2 separate regions of the Homo sapiens genome follow, and region 1 is linked to region 2. The links are chromatin contacts, found by Hi-C in ENCODE. All regions are on one chromosome and are shown on one strand. The core of a region is the stretch at or near the end of the contact, and the rest is flanking DNA. Distances in the headings are between cores, read along the strand shown. Region 1 overlaps TNFSF8 (TNF superfamily member 8). Region 2 holds the start of TMEM245 (transmembrane protein 245).

Region 1 (4,283 bases), core at 1,214-3,713, 5.8 Mb before region 2:
TAAGAAAGCCAACACCTAAAGACACAAGGGGTACATCATTTAAATGAATAATGTAACCAAACAAACAAAAAAAGAGAATAATCATTAATAACTCAACTGATAGATATGTAGGGAGTAGGCAACCCAGGAAGTTTAAAACTAAATTCTGTTACTCTTGAGGGTTAACCAGCCCCTGGGAATGTTATGAGCAAATGATACTCCATGAGTAAAATGATATCTATGCAAGTAAAATAAATAATTTATCTAACTGGGAACTCAGGCTACCTAAAACATATGCCTCTTTGGTAAAAACTCAACTTGAGCTCCTTCCCTTGCTCCTACCCTCTGAACCCCACCTCCCCACCACACACACACACACACACACTCAGTGTACTTGCAGAACTTGTAGAGGAAGATGGTAAGTGAGCTCACAAAAACATAACAAGTCAATGTAGAGTCATCCAAACTGGAGTGGAGTGGTGCTATCTTGGCTCACTGCAGCCTCCCCTTCCTGGGTTCAAGTGATCCTCCTACCTCAGCCTCCTGAGTAGCTGGGACTACAGGCACGCACCACCACACCCAGCTGATTTTTGCGTTTTTAGTAGAGACGGGATTTCACCATGTTGGCCAGGCTGATCTCGAACTCCTGACCTCAAGCAATCTGCCCACCATGGCCTCTCAAAGAGCTAGGATTACAGGCGTGAGCAACCACACCTGGCCTCTAACCCTTTTCTGAATCATATATTGACCATGTACTGAGTCTATAGAGGATAGAGACCACCTGTGTCTCACATTCAAATCACCATCCCAGAGTGACCGGGGCGAGAGCAGGGAAGAGCAGAGGAAACCTCCAAATGTGGGGACTGTCCAAAGTAAGGTTGGAAAGACGTGACCTGAGGAATTGCAGAAAGGCTATAGGAGGCCCTATCAAGGCTGGTGGGAAATAATGGAGATTGGAATATGAGACTGGGCTCAAATGCCAGCTCTCTCACTAACCACACTCGAGGACTTCGCAAGTGTCTGCTCCCTGCTGGGCTTCCAACCAATGGGACTTCCATCAAGCCTGGCAGATCTCTCAGGAGTGTTCTAGAGATGATACAGGCTGACTTCTCCATCCTCTTAATTTAAGGGTTTGTCCCTTCCATCCCAGAATAAGTGGTATTCCTGGAATTGTGGGAGGCTCCCTTGTCTGACAGATTCTGCCAGCTTCCCTCAGCACTTCCTCCTTTTAGTTCTTGTCCACATCAAAACCTCTTAGGGCACTAGGCTATTCTCTGAGCCATCCTTTATGTGACTGGAGATTCTGAGAAGGAATTAGATAGTAGAGTTATTGTAGAGTAACTACTATATATTTAATTGTTTGAATATACCATAGTTTGTCCATTCTTCTATGCAAGAACATTTAATTTGCTTTTAGGTTTTTGCTGTTACACACAAAGCTACAATAAGCACATCTTCTTCTTGCACACCTCCCACCCCTAGTTGCCATTTTTCTATACAGCAAAAATACTCTTGGAAAATTATAAATGGTGTCACAAAGACACTGAGTTAACCATGGCTAGCGAGGGTTTAGACACCTCTGTGATCAGAGCTCATGACCTGGAGCTTAGTCTCTGGAATCTGAATGGCTCCTTCCATACTTTCTAAGTACTTCTCTGCTCTGTACATTCATTCAACACACATATCCCAAGTGCCAGTGAGTGCCAGGTCAGTTTACAATCCAACATGGTATGTGCTACAGCTCTGCCAAGCCACTGCGAAATCAGCCCTCATTAGCATAGGTTTGAAACATGCCTTTCAATGCACTCTGGGGCTTCCCTGGATCTAGCTCTCTTCCTGGAGAGTAAACAAACACCAGAAAGCATGAAGGACAAGCACAGCTCCAGAAGATTTCTCCCCCAAGATCAAATGTCTGTATTCCTCATGGGCTCTTCTCACAATTCTCCCCTGAAACTCTGCGATGGAAGATTGTCACTCAATGTATAGTATAATGACTTTCCAGGTTTTTTTTCTACCATGACCCAGAAGAAGAAAGGTCATGTTGCCAACGAGGACTAAGAAAAAAAAAAAAAAATAATAACTTACTGTGAAGACCTGAATTGATTTTATGATGCTCTCTTAAGTCACAACCCACATTTCCAAAATACTATTCTAGTGTGCCTTCTCCTGCTCCACATGTTGGAATGCTAAAAATATACTTTCCTTATTCTTTTGCAGCTCAGGCTCTAGTATTATTTAGTCTGAAATGGACAGAATTTTGGAATGTTTGTCCATCCAGCTAGCAAGGACAGCTGTGGAGGTGTTTGGTTTTTCTGCAGCTTCGTTTGCAGAGGTTTTCATGTTCAAATACGAGCTTAGTAGTTGGGGTGAGCCTAGGTGGTGGGGGAGAAGCATCCGTTCTGCTGATGTAGTCTGTTGCAGATGTGCACTGGTTCTGGAGCCCGGCAGCAGTAGCGGCTTCCTGATTGTAGTGGTTTCCTGTTCGCGGCAGCAGTTTTGTGGTTCTAGAGGGGCAGGCTTCCTGATTGCAAGATTATTGAAGAGACAGCAGCTACTATAGCAGCCCAGTTCCTAGGAGTCGCATTATAGGTTTCTCCTGAAAGCTCAATCTCGATTCTGTTTCCTCAGACCTCCTGACAATTCTACAAGCCATTTAACACCCTGTGATAAACCCCTTCCTGCCAAACAAGCTAACGCGAAGTCTGTTCTCTGCAACTGATTCCTCATGAATATAATAACAACATGTACAAACTGACCTCACCATTATGTACAAACCAACCCCACCATACTCATCCTGAACTTAACACTATTCCTACATTCCAAATCTCAAGGACTATCTCAGTCTCTGAATATCCTTCTTCTCACTTCCTACTCAATTAACACCCAACTAATTCCTCCAGTTTCCTAGTTCCAGCCACCACTCTCAATACCTCCTAACTCACAGCACTGCCTCCAGTCTTACTCCTTATAAATCCCATCTCCAGACAGCAATAGCATCTCCCGATTGTTCTTGGAATTGATAGTGATAATAACCATTTATCAAGCTCTTACATGTTATGACTTTTCCTGCACTCACTTATTTAATCTTCAAAGCAATCCAACGAAATAGGCATCATTGAGCCAGGCACGGTGGCTCAGGCCTGTAATCCCAGCACTTTGGGAGGTCGAGGCGGGCGGATCATGAGATCAGGAGTTCGAGACCAGTCTGGCCAACATAGTGAAACCTTGTCTCTACTAAAAATACAAAAAATTAGCTGGGCATGGTGGTGTGCGCCTGTAATCACAGCTACTTGGGAGGCTGAGGCAGGAGAATTGTGTGAACCCAGGAGGCAGAGGTTGCAGTGAGCTGAGATCATGTCACTGCACTCCAGCCTGGGCAACAGAACAAGACTCTTCCTCAAAAAAAAAAAAAATAGGCATCATTATCCCCATTCTTTATATAAGGACATTGAGAGTCTGCGATGTTGAGGAGCATGGCCAATGTCACAGTCAATGGACGGTAGAGTTGGGATTTAAGACCAAGTTTGCCTAACTCCACATTCCACGCTCCAGTCACTATGAACATAGCCTTCCTAAACTCTAAGCTCTTTCCACCAGGTCTCTCCCTATCTATCTCCTGAATGTCTCTCTAGTTTTGTGCTCAGCCCCACCTCCTTGTGCTCTATGATCAAATCACATTGCACTCCTTCCAGTTCCTCCAATCTTCCATGCTCTGCCTAGCCACCAGAAGCTTGCAGATAATTTTCCTTCTGCCTAGGATACTCCTGTCACACTCTTTTGCCTGATTAACTCCTATCATTGTTCTGATTTCCATTTCAATGTCACCTCCTCAGAGAAGTCTTCCTGACTCTGCTGGCTTCACTTAATGCCTTGCTGTCACCTTCCATGCTTCCCCATCGTTAATTGCATGACACTTTACCCTTCACCCCTGGTTCTCTCTATCATTCCTCTCCAACATTCAAATTCCCAGAAGGCAGGAACCCTACCAATCTTATTTAGCACTGGGTAATCACAGCCCAGCCCAATTCCTAGGACATAGTAGATGGCCATTCAATACATATTTCTTAAATGAATAATCAAAGAAAACCACTTTAAACATAAGTCCGTTTTAAGGAAAAGATATCAAGCCATACCAAAACAAAAGAAAAAAAAAAACAGTTCTTTTCAAAATATGGAAATGTTCATTGAAAGCCTCTATTTTTCTTAGAAATAATTTTCAGGCCGGGGACAGTGGCTTATGCCTGTAATGCCAGCACTTTGGGAGGGCAAGGTGGGTGGATCACTTGAGGTCAGGGGTTCGAGAC
Region 2 (4,258 bases), core at 33-2,532:
ACTTACAATCGAGATGGATAGGGAATTACTTTTTCCTTTACTTCCTTTACTAAATCCCTTTGTCTCCAAATCTATCAAGCAATAGTTTCTTTATCTGCAAACTGTGGATTATGTTACCTGTCTTGTCTGCTTTAGAAGGGAAACAAAAATTATGTAGAAATTAATAGGAATACTATTGAAACAGGAAAGGGACAACTTGCAAGGTTTGAAGCAATCACATGTTGAGTACTCAGTCAAGGCTTTCTTTTTTTTTTTAAATCAAAATGTTGATTGGGATATTTTATGGGTAGCAGGCTTGGATCCCAGCACTTTTCCAATAGGGGAACAGAAGCACCTTGTACCGCCCCAGAGTTTCCCTTCCCCCACACAATAACCCTAAAGCAAAAGCTATTATTATTATCATCGCCATGTGACAGAGGAAAACTTGAGATTGGGGGCTTAACTGACATTACATCAAGTCTCAAAAAGAAACAGTGGCAGTTTGAGACTTTGATCTACGACTCTTTTAAGAGTTTAGATTGCGTCCACAGCGAAACCTGCACAAACAGTTGTCAACAGCGGCTGCAAATTACAGGCTTATGAGGAACGTTTGAAAAATGCCAAGAGTTCTTTCCTCAGGCCAAATACTATGGTAGATAAAAGTATAGCCTTTGGAGCCAGAATCCCTGAGTTTGAATCTTGCCTGTGCCACTTGGTAGCTGTGTGACTCTGGCTGCGTACTTAACGGCTCTGTCTCAGTTTTTCTGTTGGTAAAATGAGGATAATAACACCTTCTTTGTAGGGTTGTTCTAAGGATTAAATGAGTTAATAGGAGTGAGCCACTTAGAATAGGGCCTGTTATATGGTAATCTCTATTTAAAATCCTGTCAGATACACCAAAGAAAACACTTTAAAAATATCTGTTAAATAAATCAGTAAAACAGAATCGGGGCATTGGTTCTTTAAAAGTACTCCCCCACGGTATTCTAGTATGCAGCTTGGGTTTTAATATCTGAATGTGGCGCCTTTTGGGATCTCGCCTCGCGAGAAATTGACATTAACGAATGAGTGAAAGGAGCTTCCCCCCCCCCCCCCCTCCAGGAAGATATAGACCCTGCAAACTTGTTAGCAGGACCTTGCGGACACCAAGGAGGCGGAGGCGTTTTCCCCATTTCCCCTTCGGGAGTTGTAGTTTCCTGCAAGCGCTTGGTGGGTCTGTAAACCAGCGGGGAACTACAACTCCCACAATCTCGCGCGCCTCCCGCCCTGCCTCCCGCCCGCGTTTCTAGCCCGACTCCCATTACCGCCCCTCGGGGGCGGCTGTGGCGGAGGAACGATGGCCGACGGCGGCGGCCCTAAGGACGCGCCAAGCCTGCGGAGCTCTCCCGGGCCGGCGCCGCGGGTCCCGCGCGCGGTCGGGCCGAGTGGCGGTGGCGGGGAGACCCCGCGGACCGCGGCGCTGGCGCTGCGCTTCGACAAGCCCATTAAGCAGGCCTTCTACAACACCGGGGCCGTGCTGTTCGTGTGCCTGTGCTGCGGCGCCGCGGTGCTGGTCTACTTCATCCTGGAGGCCTTCCTGCGGCCGCTGCTCTGGGCCGTGCTATGCGGCACTTTTCTGCACCCCTTCAAGAGCTCGCTGACGCGCCTGGGCCGCCACTGGCTGCAGCGCCTGCACCGCGCGCACACGCCCATCGTCCTGGCCGCGCTGCTCCTGCCGCTCTGCTTCGTCGACTACGGCGTCGAGGCCCTGGGCGAGCAGGCGCTGCGCCGCCGCCGCCTGCTCCTGCTGCTCGGCGCCGGCGGCCCGCTCCTGTACGGCCTCTACTGCCTCGGCAGCTACTTGGGCGTGCAGGTGCTGCTGGTGCACGCTGCCACGCTCATCTGCCGCGGGCTGGACTACTTCAGCAGCCTGTGGGTGAGTGAGCGGCAGTCCGCCCCCGTCCCCCGCCCGTGGTCCCGGCGCTCTGGGGTGCAATCCTGCAGCTGTTCCTCCCGGTGCAGGGGCGACGAGGGGCCACACCTGTGCTGCAGTGACCGTCCGTCTCCGCTTTCCTTCTCACACCTCAGGAATTTGGCGGACATTCTTCCAAAAAGGGGGCGGGCGTGATTTGAAACAGCCTCCCTGCTTTTCGCCTTGTTTCAATCCTAATAGGCCCTCTTAGGGGGACAGTGCCCTGGATTGAGAATCGTTATTTCGCTTTGCAGAGAGAGGCCTCAGAGCATGGCAGTGGGGCTTGGTTTTACTTCTGGTTGGAGAGGGCGGGGGTGCTTCGGCCACCCTCAGTTCTGCGCATCTGAATGTCAGAGCTGGAAGGGACCTTAGAGATTCTAGGCCAACTTGCCATCCTGCAGATAGGAAAGGTGACCTCTTACCAGGCTAGGGCTACTTAGGGACAAAGAGGGGTTTGGGTGTCTTAGATTTCTTACAAGTCCTAAAACAAAGCTTGCTTCACTGGCTGGTGCTGCCTCTCAGTTCAGGTGATTCCTGTATAATTTGTGCAAGGCACTGGGTGCTGAGCTGCCTGTGCTTCTTCCTCTCCACGCTTTACTTTTAGGTAACTGCTTTTGTTGTGCAGGGACTGGTGTACCACAGCACACCTCCTCCCGCCTGGAGTAAAGCAGCTGACCGCGTGAAGGGGAGAGACGTAGATTTGTGATGCTTGGATTAACCTGAGCTTACTCTTACAAAACCAGGGAGCTTTAGAATTGGAAAGATTTCAAAGGTAATCTAGTGACACAATTCCTAACTCAGACTATATTGTGGACTAGTTAATTATCCACATATTTAACTGGAGACTGTTAAAAACAAGTGGAGATTTAGTGCGTAAGAATGCCAATTGATTCATAAACAGTACCATTTACAAATTGATTCACTTCTTTTGTCAGTGAAATAAAGTTCAGTGTACCTTGACGTCATTAAGTTGGAAAATATTAATTCCCCTTATCTGTCTAGCGGTGTTTTGGCTTGCCTGAGGTTATTGGCAGAGTGATGAATGACCCAAAACACCCTTCTTCTCTTGTTCCCTCAATACCACCTCTTGGTTCATGTTTAAAGTTGATCGAGCATATGTTAGGTGTTGGGCTTTGTGAGAGGTTTAAAAAAGGACTAAGATACAGGTCCCGTCTTCACGGTACATATAATCCTATATGAACATATTCTAATGGAGATGACAGACATACAGATAAATGTTCATGACTCATCCGTTGTGGGCCACAGGCCCAGAGAATGTGATTGGTCCAAAGTCACACAGCTCATGAGCAAATCTGTGGTTCACTTTTATGGAGGCCCAGTTCAGCGCTCTTTATCCTTTATCTTGCAGTTTCACAATTCAGTTAAGTGGATCGAATGCTTCTTAGCTAGAAGGCAGAACACTATGTTCTAAGAAAAATAAGCTTGGTTATTTTCCTGAAGAAATTCAGTTTTGTCAAAGACACATTTATAGATTCTGCTAACATTTTTGACTGTTGATACTGCTCAAGGAGCATATCCATCAAACTATAGGAAAGTAGAAAAGAAAGGCCTGCCACATGTAAATAGTATATTTTCATGCTAGAGTAAGAAGTTGAATACCTAAGTAATTTGGCATGATTATGAGGCATTTCTACCAGTCTCTCTCAGATACTCAGTGGAAAGAGTTGAGCACTTGTAAAGAAACATCCACAGCTCGGCGTATACCTTTGAGTATCTTTTTACTGAAGATAAACCCTCATCTTTGTATTTCATTTGTGGGTTGTGGATGAGTGGAAGAGAAGTAGGGGCCAACACTGATTAGACCTGGGAGTGGGAGAAAGAAGGTCAAACTAATTAATGATTTTTTAAAAGCTTGAAATTGGCCGGGCGCGGTGGCTCACGCCTGTAATCCCAGCACTTTGGGAGGTCGAGGCGGGTGGATCACCTGAGGTTAGGAGTTCAAGACCAGCCTGGCCAACATGGTGAAACCCCGTCTCTACCAAAAATACAAAAAAAAAAAAATTAGCTGGGTGTGGTGGTGGGCACCTGTAATCCCAACTATTTGGGAGGCTGAGGCAGAAGAATCACTTGAACCCGGGAGGCAGAGGTTGGAGTGAGCCAAGATTGCACCACTGCACTCCATTCTGGGTGACAAGCGTGAAATTCCGTCTCAAAAAAAAACCAAAAAAACCTTGAAATTCAGCTGTTTGGCTCAAGTGTTGGGAGCAAGGAAAAAGAGAGAGGGTTAAAAAAAAACAAACTCAACATAAAAGTATGAGTTAAGTATTTGTGAGTAGGGAGTGGTAGAAGGGCTAAATTTGAAAGAAC

The links. Hi-C counts contacts between places; a loop is a spot of excess contacts on that map. Pooled maps may share reads with other maps.
Region 1: a loop to region 2 is called in a pooled map, with 2.9 times the contacts of the local background. The contact joins the enhancer-like site here to the promoter of TMEM245 in region 2. A Hi-C loop is called at or near these places in 2 of 50 pooled maps.

Annotation. Positions count from the first base shown.
Region 1 is chr9:114,897,116-114,901,398 of GRCh38, reverse strand. It overlaps TNFSF8 (TNF superfamily member 8), which reads left to right. Exons shown (of 4, transcript NM_001244.4): 4 at 1-254. Among named protein-coding and RNA genes, the nearest start is that of TNFSF8, 31 kb to the left of the region's middle. Within about 2 kb of position 2,463, at least 9 of the 41 ENCODE cell types and tissues checked have a DNase peak (open chromatin) inside an H3K27ac peak, as active enhancers do.
Region 2 is chr9:109,116,971-109,121,228 of GRCh38, reverse strand. It overlaps TMEM245 (transmembrane protein 245), which reads left to right and starts at 1,282. Exons shown (of 18, transcript NM_032012.4): 1 at 1,282-1,894. The coding sequence starts at 1,316. RefSeq lists silencers at 1,133-1,182, 1,323-1,492, 1,843-1,952 and an enhancer at 1,603-1,652.